Linked DNA regions of Homo sapiens: region 2 is linked to region 1. A link is a contact called in ENCODE Hi-C or POLR2A ChIA-PET data. All regions are on one chromosome and are shown on one strand. Each heading gives the region's core, a stretch centred on a gene start or an enhancer-like site at or near the end of the contact. The rest is flanking DNA. Distances are from core to core; before and after follow the strand shown.

Region 1 (5,757 bases), core at 1,914-4,413:
CCGGCAGCTTTAGCAGCTGTGCCTCATGGTTAAGGGGGCAAGGGGATGTATGAAAGAGAGGCGGAAAATGGAAAACAGGCTCACCTCCTCTACAGAAGTGCTACTGAGGATCTAGCAACTTGCCATCTGCTTTCCTCTTCTCCACTTGCCAGGCCTCTCTGAGCTCAGAGCTCCTGCAGTCCATACCTAACCCTGGCCCAGAGGACTCTGCCCTGAGGGGACCTGATACAAGGACTAAGGCATTCGTCCAAGGGGCAGGAAGTTGGGACCCAGCCATGACCCTCTGCCTGGAGAAGCAGCAGCAGAGAAGGCTAGAGCCCTAGACACTGCCCTGGGAGCTCACTCTCGAACCCATTTCCTCCCCTACCTACCGCTCCCAGTGTGTCAGCAGCGATCCTACCTCTCACACCCTCTTTAGGGTTCTCCTTCATATCTGTCTTGTAAACAGACCACCCCTCAGAGAACAAAGAGTCTCCCAATCTCCATCAGAGGTGACTTTCTTGCCAGAACTGAAGCTGCACCAAGGCTCAGCAGAAGAGGCCCTAGAGATCATTGGAACCAAGTCTTACATTTGACAAATAGAAAAACAGAGGCCCAAGGATGGAAGTGACTGGTCCAAGGTCACACAGCCTGTTGGTGGCTAATTTAGGACTAGGGGCCAGGCCTTCAGACTTCCAGAGCATGGTGGCTTTCCCTATGGTACTGGAAGAGCTACTACCAGCGGGCTTGTAGACAGCAAAGCAGTCCCCAGTGCCTTTCCTGCATCCCTCTTGCTCTCTGTTCCCCACAAGAACACGCTGGTCTGTGAAGGGCCAGCAAGGGGAGAGAAGATAGGGTTAAGGTGGGGATTTTATTTAATCCCCTGAGCTTGCTTAAGCCAAAGCCACATTGGTTAGAGCAGGAGGTGAGCGACATGGAGGGTTTGTTGGGGGCTGGGTATGGGGGTGGAGGAGTGTTGAATAGTTACTGGATACCAAGAAGCTAGGCCTGCCAGTGGGCTTAACAGGTAAGCACCCACTTTCATGGACTCCCTGTCCCATCCCTGCTTCAAGGTTCAGGTCTCCAAGCAGTGCTCCTCTACCATGGAAGTCCCCCAGTAGCCAGGATGCCCAACGATGCAGAGCAGTGCAAAGATCACTGGCCATAGATTGAGACAGACTTGAGGGCAAACCCCAGCTCTGCCACATACATGCTGTGTGACCTCAGGCAAGTCATTTCACCTCTCTGAGCCTCAGTTCCTTCCACTGTTAAAGAGAACTGAACACACCTTCCTTGCAGGCCTCCAGGGAAGGAAGGCTGCATGAGCTCGCGCACAAAAAGAGACACAGGGGAGGCGCTGAGTTAATCCTCAGCGCTATTATTAAAACCTCACACCCTTTCTCTCTCTAGCCGGGCCCATCCATTACTCCTCTGTCCCAGCCTGCTTGCATCTTTGACATTAATAACCTTAATATCCCTCCCAGCTGAATAGCATTTGCATCATTTCAAAACCCTAAGCATCTTACCCCAGGTGGGCCACAACAGCCCTGCCAGAAGTAGCCAGAGCTGAGGAAGCCCCTGCACCCTCAAGTTCATCTTCTCACAATGCTCCCAAGTCCCAGAACCAGGGCCAATGGCAAAGTTTGGAGTTGGGCCCAAGAATCCGCACAAACATTCAGTCTTGGGGCAGACCTCAGGAGGGCAAGGGTAGGCCCTGGCTTACCAGAAGGAGCCAAAACCACCCCACCTCCATCACTTGCACCCCAACCCTCCATCTGGCCCCACTGCTCTGACCCTCCATCTGACCCCACTCTGGGCTGCCGGTCCCACTTTGGCCTCCAGCTCCCCAATTCTGGGACCCAGCTGGGCAGCTGGAAAGGGTGGAGTCTGGCCCTTGAATGGACGGCCAAGCCCGAGGCCACCGCCAGACTGTGAGCTCAGTACCCAGACAGATCTCTCTGAAGAGTGTGGGTTCACACCCTTGATGTTATTGGTTCTTTAACAGCCTGTCACAACCCAGGACCCATATTATCACCCTCACAGCACACAAGAAGAAACTGAGGCCCAAAGTGGACCCCTCCCCGACCAAGGTCATCCAGGGGATCTGGGATAGAGCTGGGATTGAACTCAGGTCTCCCTGGTCCCTTGACCCTGGCACTTTCCACTGCCCCATCATCTTTCCTCTTAACTCTTTCCTCCCTACAACTAGGAAGCCCCTGAAGTCTCTCCAATAAACGTGGGCCCCTATGACAAGGCCCAACAATCATCCTCCAATATGGGGGCTGCCAAGATGCCCACCTTTGCTTCCCCTGTCACATTCCCTCCCCACATCTTCAAGCCAACCACCTGGACCTGCCCTGTCTCTGGTAGCGGCTCCCGGGACTGGGCAGCGCCTTCTGCACAGAGTGGCTTTGGAGTGGAGCCAGCGCTCCCGGCATGGGCGGCAGAGGCTGGCAGGTGGGGTGGGGTTTCCCCTCCGCTGGCCTCCTCGGGGCGGCAGGCCCATCCCCACACCCACTGCTCAGCACCAGCCCCTGCCAGCGACGCTTCCCGCCGCGCACTCCCTGGAGGGACACCGCTAGCCGCCCAGCCCAGCTCTCCAGGGGTTAAAAATGCAGCATCCCAAACAAGGGTTAAAAATGCAGTCCCGGGGTTGGGCCGGGCGCGGAGGGATGTTGGCCAAACCGCCGGGGCTGCCAGAGCGGCATCCTCCCCCTGGCCTCCGCAGTCCTTGGGGGCCGGAGTGACTCGAGCGGATCCGGCAGCAAGAGAGGCGCGCGCCGCACCTTCCCGGCACCGGCGCCCCCTCCCCACACCCACACCCCCGCGCCCCCCGCAGCCTAGCCCGGGGGATGCAGGCGCCGGCGGGTCCCGGGCGCGGCGGGCGAGCGGCGCTTACCTTTGTGACAGTCATGCAGAAACTCCGCGGCGGAGCGGGGGCGCGGGCGCGGCGTGCGGGGGCGGCGGCGGCGGCCCGGGGCGGCGGCGGAAGGGGGTCCGGCAGCTCCCGGCTCGCTCCCCGCGCCCCGCCGGCGGCTCGGCCGAGCCTGGGGGCTGCGCTCCGGGCGGGCAGCGCGCAGGGACCGCTCGTCGGCGCTCGCCCGCCGCTCGTCGCTGATGTCAGCCCCGAATGTGCATTTATAATAGATGAGCCTCCTTCGCCGCAGGAAGGCGAGGCAGGAAGAAAGGGAGAGAGGGAGAGGGCCCGGGCTGGGGGGCGGGGGGAGGAAGAGGGGCCGGGAACTCGCTACAAAGGAGGAGGCGGAGGGAGGAGGAGGAGGAAGCGCAGCCCGCCAGCGGCCGTGCCCCGAGCCTCCCGCTCGATCGCCGGCCGCCGGGCACCGCTGCTCCCGGAGTCCGGACGGGCGCCCGGGTCCGCGGCCTTAACCCCTTCGGGCCTGCGGACGCCACGCGGCTGGGCGAGGCTGGCTCCCGGCACCTGCCGGCTGGGAGAACGGGCGGCGCCCCGGGCTCTCGGGTGTCCCGCTGGCCCGGGGACGCTGGTGAAGTCACAGGCTGGACGGCCGAGGCGCTGCGCGGGCAAAGAAGGCGGTCGGGTTCGCCCCCTGGAGGCTCGCAAAGTCGGCCCGTGGGCCGTGAGTGTGGCGCGGCGGGCTGGGAGGGGCGTGGCAGCCGCAAGCCCGGGAGCCCTGCCCGCACCCCCACCTCGCGCTGGCCCGGGGCACAGGGTGGCCAGACGGATTTGTGTAAGCACTCTTTCGAATCTAATTCCCGCCGCGATGACTTGCCCGAAGGCCGCCTTAGTGAGTTTTGCAGAGGAGGAAACTGACGATCAGAGTGGGACGGACGTGGGAAGTGACTTAGACCACAGCACAGGACCTGCCTGCCCGAGCCGTTCCTCCCGCTCTTTCCACTCGGCCGCTAGCTCCCTAAGGAACCTCTTGTTATAGAAGCTGCCCTGCCCTAGGACTGTCTACACTACCACTGAGTGCCGCTCTACTGGTGGAGTGATAACACAGGTGCGTCCTGTGTGTTGATCCAATCCTGACTCGGGGCACAGTGTGTCCTGGAGCTGCTGCGGAGATTTGAGGGACAGTCACCTGAAGGTGACCTCGCAAGTCTTGAGAAAGGAGTCTCCCTCCCAAGCACCTGAGCAGAACCGGTTTCCGCAGATACAGAACCGCGGAGAGGGTGGAGGGGAGGAGTTAGCAGAGGTGGAAGCAGAGGGGTTCTCCAAGCAGGACAGCCTGGCAAGCCCGGAAGTGCTGGCTTCCTGCTCCACGGTAATTACCGGTGCAATTCACCTGGACAGCGAAGGCAACGTCATATATGAGCACCTGCTCTGTGGAAAGTGCTGGGGGAACAGAGAGGAGATGGGATGCCTGCCTTCCGGGAGACCAGTGTCTAGATTGGAGCAATAATAATAGAGTAACCAGCCTCCAGGAAGTGCTTTGTGGGTCATTGTGCAATTTTTTTTTTTTTTTTTTTTTTGAGACCGGAGTAGTCTCACTCTGTCGCCCAGGCTGGAGTGCAGTGGCGCGATCTCGGCTCACTGCAACCTCCGCCTCCTGGATTCAAGCGATTCTTCTGCCTCAGCCCCCCGAGGATCTGGGACTACAGGAACGCGCTACCACGCCCGGCTAATTTTTTATTTTTATTAGAGACGGGGTTTCACCGTATTGGCCAGGCTGGTCTCGAACTCCTGACCTCGTGATCCACCCGCCTCGGCCTCCCAAAGTGCTGGGATTACAGACATGAGCAACCGCCCCCGGCCCTGCCATTTTTAACCACATTTTCTTGGGAGTCCTAAATGCAACAGTGTGAGGAAAGAATTACCGTCCCCATTTTGCTGATGAGTAAACGGATTTAGAGAAGGGAAGGGAATTGCCCAAGAGCACACAGTGACAGAGCGAGGACTTGAATGAAAGTCTTCTTAAATCAAGCTCAGCATTGTGCTTTGAATCCGTGAACTGCAGGGTCCATTCCTACTTGCTGCCTTATTTGAGTTTCACAGGTGTCTTAGGACATAGGTAGGCAGCTATTCGTTCCCCAGGGGAGTTCCAGGGACTTACTAAATCTCTTGGGTAGCAGATGTGCTGCAGACCTCAGGCGTCTCCTCTGTGCAAAACCCTTCCTAAGGCATCTTCCCACGTTGCTTGCCTGCCAGGAATGCTCTCTTATTCTTCTGCACTAACTCAAACGCATCCCACCTCTCACGGCACCACCTCCTTGCCACCTCTCCTGACAACTCCAGCCCAATGGCTCTCCCTGTTGCATTTAGTTCTGAGGGTCTGGTCTCATTTTCATGAGCCTCTGAGCACAGAGGCATGCCTTCTCTCACTGTGTACCCCTGGGCACATAGTAGGAGCTTAGCAAATATTTAATGCCACCAAGAACAAATCAAGCAAAATATACCTTTAACCTGCAGCAGAGGAAATTTAAATTAGGCCCATGAAAGCATTTCCCACCAGCGAGCTGTCCAGCATTGGAAGAGTCAGATTCCCTGTCTCAGCTGTCTTGGGCAGGTCAGCCTCTAGCCAGAAGGATGGAGCTCAAGACCTTTCCAGGGCCCTTCCAGCCCTAGGACCCCATCGGAAACCTTTAAAGGGCAACTCAAGGACACCAGTCACCCTGCACCCATGGCTGTGACTTGTCTGTCCACTTTTATATCTTACAGAGATTTCAAATCCCAGATTGTCATCCTGAGCTCCCAGCATGCCTCTTGGCACCTTTCCCGCCATCCGCCGTTGTTGTGGGCTCTGAGAATGAGACAAGTACTTAATAGCAGCTTGAGCCAAATGTAATTAGGAACATCAA
Region 2 (6,261 bases), core at 1,203-3,702, 150 kb before region 1:
TCCTGGGCTTAAGCAATCCTCCTGCCTCGGATTCCCAGTGTTGGGATTACAGTTGTGAGCCACCGTGCCTGGCCAGGGCTTTTGATTTGAAGAGAAGAAAGGGCTCAATGCCAGAGAAAGCAGGTCATAAGGTTTATGCCACAAGCGGTAGATTGGGAAGAAAACGGGTGAAGAGACAGTGTACCTCGCCCTATGCAAGTTTAGGGATTGGGGCCACCTTGAGTGGAGTGGGAGGAGATCAGTGGGTGGGACCAGACCAGGAGGGATCAGGTAGGTAGGGCAGAGTCAGCAACAAGAGGATCAGGGAAAGGCTGAGCATCTGCTGCCACAGTGGACTGTGCTGGGATCCCTGTGAGGCATGCCTCGCATTGTGGGGCTGTGTGGTGGTGGCTGGGCCTTCTGGTCAGGACTCCACCTGTCAAGTGTACAATGGAAGTGACACCTGGCCAGCCCTGTCTGCTCACCCCATCCAACTGCCCTCCAAAGGGGCAGAGGTGATGTGGGAGGAAAAGCCCTAGCACCCATACCTGGTGAACTGAACAGAATAAGCTTGAGATTTCATCCCAAGGGACACAGTCGTGGCAAATCCTAAACCTTTACATACATTTAAAATGTCTTTAAAATTAAAGAATACCTTCTTCTCTTATCCTGTTACCCTGAAGATAATCACTGCTAATTATCTCAGTCCTTCCAGACATTTCTCTCTGCATTGAATATGAATTTTAATTATAAACCAGACTGGAACCTCTCTGAGACCAAGAACTACATCTTATTCTAGCACCTAGGACAATACCCGATGCAGAAAAGGCATTTGATAAATATTTGATAAAATAATTTTGAATGAAAACTGTCTCAAAATTCCAGTAGGCAAAGAAAAATAAGCTGTTTTCATTATTTCATTATTATAAATGACTTTCAGAGAGCTATGTGAATTTCAGGCCGGTGGGGGATAAGTTAGAATGGGAGACGGCTGGTGGGTGGGGGATTTAGAATCACTTGAATCACACTGCTAAGAAGTTCTAGGGCCTGCCAGGTCTTTCAGTGATTAAAAAAGCCCAACAAGCTTTCTCTTTTCTTTCTTCCTCTCTCCTTCCTTTCTTCCAATAGAGATGAGGTCTCACTATGTTGACCGGGCTGGTCTGGAACTCCTGGCCTCAAGCAATCCTCCCACCTTGGCTTCCCAAAGTGCTGGGATTACTGGGATCATAGGCATGAGCCACCTCGCCCCGGCATCCAACATGCTTTCTAAGACCAGCCCTTCCTCTCTCAGGTAGCCAAAGGAACATTCGTTAAGAAAGGTGTGGCCAGCACTGCTGTTGTTGGTTTACAAGGGGATTAGAGAACACGATCCCTATCTTTGGGGAGTGCCCCATTAGACAGCAGGGGGTGGGTCATCCCTGTCCCAGCTCTGGTTCCATTTCTGAGTTCTCCTAACCTGCCTCTTCCTCCCTCTTCCCTGTTGCCTCCCTATCCCCTCCTCCCACCCACCCCTGGGATCAAGGTCAGTTCCTTATCTCAGCAAGCTCTCTTAATTCTGCCATAACTACTGCCCCAGGCTGGGCCACTCCTATCTCCTACCTGGACAACCCACCAGCCCCCACCGTTTCCCGGCTTGTGTTGCCCTCCAATCCCTTCCCTTGAAGTAGCCAGAGGGAGGTGTCCACTCCTGATTCAAGCCCTTCCTTAGCTCCTCATGGCCTGGGGTGGAGTCCAGCCTTCCAGGGCAAAAATTCAGGGCTTCCCGGGTCTGGCCTTGGCCTCTTCCTCTGTGTCCTGGGCTGCTCCCGTGCTTGGGAAGCAGAGACCCTGGACGACTGGTCCTGTTTGTCTCATCAGGAGCTTCCTGGAGGCTGCGTGGGCTGCAGCAGCGAGCCCCAGGCTGGGCTGGGCCGGACTTGGCCGAGTGCAGATGTCTGGCCTGGACACCTGGTCCCTCCACCCCTAGTTTTTTGCCCCCCTTCACTTTCCAGCTCTTCCTTCTACCACCCCCTCAGCCCAAGCCTCATTAAACGCAGACTCTCCAGGCAGAAAGGGCCCCATCCCTGTCACTATTCCTGTAGGGAAACTGCTCAAGATCACAGAGCAGGTCAGAGGCTGCCTGGGTGGGGTGAGAACAACCAGACCAAGCCTCTTTCCTGTGCTTCAAGGAAGACTAGGCAGGGTCTCCACAGCCCCGTAGGGAGGAAGGTGAGGTGCGTGCCCTCCTCTGGCTGTGCCTTGGAAACAGTTGGTCCCTGGGCTGCCCTCCTTCAAGCCTCCCTTCTCCACCTGGGGTGCTTTGATTCCTGGCTGTTGTGTGCGCCTGCTTTGCCATGAGGCCTCAGTGCCTATGGTTGGATCATTAATTCTGGAGTGAGTGGGAGGTGCAAAAGGGACCCAGTTTAGAAAAAATGGGCTTGATAGGAAGGCCAGAATCTGCCACCTGCTGGCTGGATTCAAGTTTCTACAAACTCCTGGTCTTTGAATCTTGCTGTCATCACTGTGACCTTGCTCAGTGTCCCTACCTCCCTCCTCTCATTCGAGGCCCACCGTCTTTCATTGTTCCCGTGTCCCCTTCGCTGGATCCATTCTCCCGATTCATACCAGCATCCCAATCCCAGGGGGATTTGCACATGGAGATGGTTCTGGCAAGGGCAATGCTTAACCCAAAGAAACTATGTGCTAATGGGGGGATTCTGGGCAGTGTGACAAGCCAGATGCAAGGGAGGGGCTCTGGGACAGGAGCTTGCTAGAACTACTCTCACCCGATCTCTAGACACTCACCTTTCTCTGAGTAAGGCTGACCCATTTGTGCTTGTTACTGAATTAAAATTCCAAGGAAAGACAGGCTGCAGGTTGTTCCCAAATAGGAAACACACATACACAGAGAATGAGGAGCCTCTGCCAACATTCCAGGCAGGCCTCTTCCCCTCCCTGCACCATAGCCCTACAGTCCCTGTGCAGGCTGACCAGGGGGAGGAGAAGGATCTGGTAATGTTTCCTGTGGCCGAGGTAAGTGCCTCTGCTCCAGGCAGCCCCCATCACGGCAGCCCTTCCAAGCAGGAAGGCTGGGGGGGCGGGGGCCGGGAGGTGGGGGTGTTTTCAACATGAAGTCATTTCCCACAGTGAAGAAGCAGCCACGTTCTGCACGGTCCACTGGCAGTCTGGGATGTTTGCCCAGCACCAGGAGAGAGTCTAAAAATGCCCAAGCCCATCTTGGGATCTCAGGAGGCTGGCTGGAAGACAACCCAGGAGTCGTCCAATCCCAGAACAAACTGCCCACTCCACACTGAACCCAGCCTAGGATAAAGCTCATCCCAGCCTCCAAGGGCTCCAGGTCCTGCTGGATGATATGATGCCTATACATAGACCACTGGCTGGAGCCCCTCAAGAGCAGGGCTTGTTCTTTCTCATGTCATGGTTCCCAGCACCTGGTCCTAAATAGATGCAGCTACTTGGTATGTGTTAAACTGAGTTGAAAATTCGATTAGGTGTCAGGGGTAGGATAAAGAGTTGTAGGCACGTGCAGGAGGATACTCTTGCTGATGGTAAAGGCATTAGGGACATCTCCGTAGAAGAGAAGGGTCTGAAGTTTAGCTTAAGGTATCCTTACTTGGAGAAAAGAAGGGAGCAGACACCTGGTAGGGAGCATGGCAGTGGGGACAGGTTCAAAGAGCCATGAATGGCACTCTCCTACATCATTATGATAATTAAAGCAATGTGTTGGGCTAGGCAGTGTAATTCGCAGTGTGTAATGGGCAGAGGGGCCAGCGTAACAGACTAGTCATGGAATATATAACATATGAAGAAATTAAGGATACACAGCCAGCCAATGGGGAATTGATGAGTTATTCAACAAATGCAGTTGGGAAAATGGGCTAGTGGGGAGACAGAAAGCAAGTTCGAGCCCGACCTTAGACAGTGTACCATAATAAGTAATGATAAACAGCCGCCCCGTTGGGCTCAGAATTGGAGATTAGGTGGGACAGAAGTACATATGAGACAGATAACCTTATCCATTCACCTGTTCCCTGAGACTCAGCAAAAGTGATTTTCTGCACCCAAGTCCTGTAGGAAGTCATTCTTTGCTTCCTTTTTCCCAATAAATTTCTTCTTTTTTTTAATCACTCGTGCTAGACAATGGGTGGTCTTGGGGATTTGTCCCATCCTCTCAACTGCTAGTGTAACGAAACCTAGGATGACACACCAGGAAGGGACCCTAGAAATTGTCCCATCCCCTCATTTTATAGATGGAGAAAATGGGGCCCAGGGAGAAAAAAAGCCTTACTCAATGTTGCACAACTAGTCGAGGGTAGGGCCAGGCCTGGACCACGCCTTCCCGGTGTCCTGCCCGCTGTTCCTCTGCAGCCCTTTATCCTTTCCTCCTCACCCCTTTTCTAAGGCCCACACTGCTTTCTTCTGGCTCTTCTGAGTTTCCTGTGGTGTACACACTGCCGGGTGCCTGTTCACTTTGCAGCCTGACAACTCTTATTTAAGACAACCTTGGACTACTGAGAGACTGAGGATATCTAGCATCCCTGGTCTCAGAATGGGCCCCGGCCACGCTCCCAGAACAGACTCTGCCCAGCTCTGAGTCTGGCTGGGGACTGGGAACACAGACCTTCTCTGGCTCTGGCTCATAAGACCCAGTCCCTGTGTATTTCCCCCACTACACTGGCTGAGTGACCTTGAACATGTCACCACTCTGGGCCTGACTGCTTTTCTTGAAAACAGGAATAATCGGACCTACCAATTAGAGCTGCTATGAAGATCAAATGAGTCAAGTGTGTGGAATCCTGCCTGATAAACTTCAAGGCACCGTTCCAATGTAGAGCGTTGGTCTCACCCAGACCCCAACACGGGGCAGCATCTATTGAATAGCGGTAGAACAGTGGTTCTTAACCGGGAGGTGATTCTGACACCCCAGGGGACATTGGGCAATATCTGGGGACATTTTTGGTTGTCCCAATTGGATGAGGGTTGCTATGGCATCTGATTGGTGGAGCCAGGGATACTGCTAAATATCTTACAATGTACAGGGCAGCCCCCACAGCAAAGAATTATTCGCCCCAAATGTCAATAGTGCTGAGATAAATGAAGGTGTGAAATTATATCTGTAGGTACAGACGTGGGTTGTCATTCCAGAAAGGCAAAGGAGCTGTGGGTGGGGAGCTGACCATCAAGGTACCATGGTGACCAAGAACAGGAACCACTGGGGTTAAATGAGATGGCTATGCCCAGGTTTGATAAGTTGAAAACATTTTATTTCAATTCTATCCTTGGGAGGCAGCATAAATAATCACAGAAGACCACAAAGGTCAATGGGGAAGGAAAAAAAAAAGCTCCAGAAATGTGGGAGGAGGAGATGAGTGCTGACACTGTCTAGCTGTGGGGTACGGGGTGAGGAGGCCCTACTGTAGCTGGCTGGGAGGATGGAGGTTCATAAAGGAAAGGCCCAGCTCACCTGGAGGGGCTTGGGTAGCCCTGGCCTCTGTGGATGGGATTTTCCGTAGGGCGGCCATGGGAAAAGCAGGTATGGAGTATAATGCATCTAGTAGATCCTAGCTAATGAAAGAAAAGAGTGGACACCCATTTCTTGATTTCCAGATCTCACCCCAAACTGTGACTCTTCTGAGAACAGTGTTTATAAACTCTTTGTGCGTAGTGGGAAATGAAAGGAGGAAAAAAGAAGGAATAAAAGAAAATGTGTACAAGATCAAATGAAATGTGGCATCTCAGAGTTGCGTGACCTTGGGCCACTTCTCTCGGTTTCCTCATCTGCAGAAGGGAGTAGACGTGAGGCTCCATGAGATCCTATGTGTCAAAGGACTGCAGAAACTTTAAAGTGCTATACGGATGCGAGTGGCTGTGGTCATTCTACGTGCATAAGGCTGAAAGTGGCTGAGATAGCGGTGCTGAGACACACGCAGAGCATCCCTAGAAGCCATCAGACCCTGGTCTGCCTTCCCCAGGGCCAAGCTCCACCCTTCTCAGCCTCAGCTTCCAGGAGGACGAGGCCTCATCTCAGATGGAGTCCCCTGGGGAGGGTGGTGGTGACAGCTGAGGGTGGGGACCTGAAGGATCTAGGGGCACAGAGCGTGAGGGGCCTCAACTGGGCAGTGTGGCACATCGGCACTACTGGTGCTGGGTAGACGGTAGCAGTGGCTTCCAGTTCTCATTCTCCATAGAGACTTGGGCACTGGTGAAGCCCACAAAGGGATTGGCATCTTGATGCAGCGGGAAAGGCCCTGGCCTTGGGGTCTGAACACCCAGGGTCTTGGT

The links. A loop is a pair of places that touch in the nucleus more often than their neighbours do. ChIA-PET counts read pairs that join two places held with the same protein, here RNA polymerase II (POLR2A). Pooled maps may share reads with other maps.
Region 2: a loop to region 1 is called in a map of heart left ventricle, with 2.1 times the contacts of the local background. The contact joins the enhancer-like site here to the promoter of CORO2B in region 1. A Hi-C loop is called at or near these places in 1 of 168 maps with a recorded cell type or tissue (heart left ventricle) and 3 of 50 pooled maps. POLR2A ChIA-PET finds 5 or more read pairs at or near these places in 5 of 52 experiments (A673, H1, OCI-LY7 and 2 more).

What each region holds. Positions count from the first base shown.
Region 1 is chr15:68,576,399-68,582,155 of GRCh38, reverse strand. CORO2B (coronin 2B) reads right to left here and starts at 3,163. Exons shown (of 12, transcript NM_006091.5): 1 at 2,879-3,163. The coding sequence starts at 2,893. RefSeq lists an enhancer at 2,108-2,975.
Region 2 is chr15:68,726,767-68,733,027 of GRCh38, reverse strand. CORO2B (coronin 2B) reads right to left here. Exons shown (of 12, transcript NM_006091.5): 12 at 5,222-6,261. Among named protein-coding and RNA genes, the nearest start is that of MIR4312, 72 kb to the left of the region's middle. Within about 2 kb of position 2,452, at least 11 of the 41 ENCODE cell types and tissues checked have a DNase peak (open chromatin) inside an H3K27ac peak, as active enhancers do; they include heart left ventricle, where a contact is called at or near this core.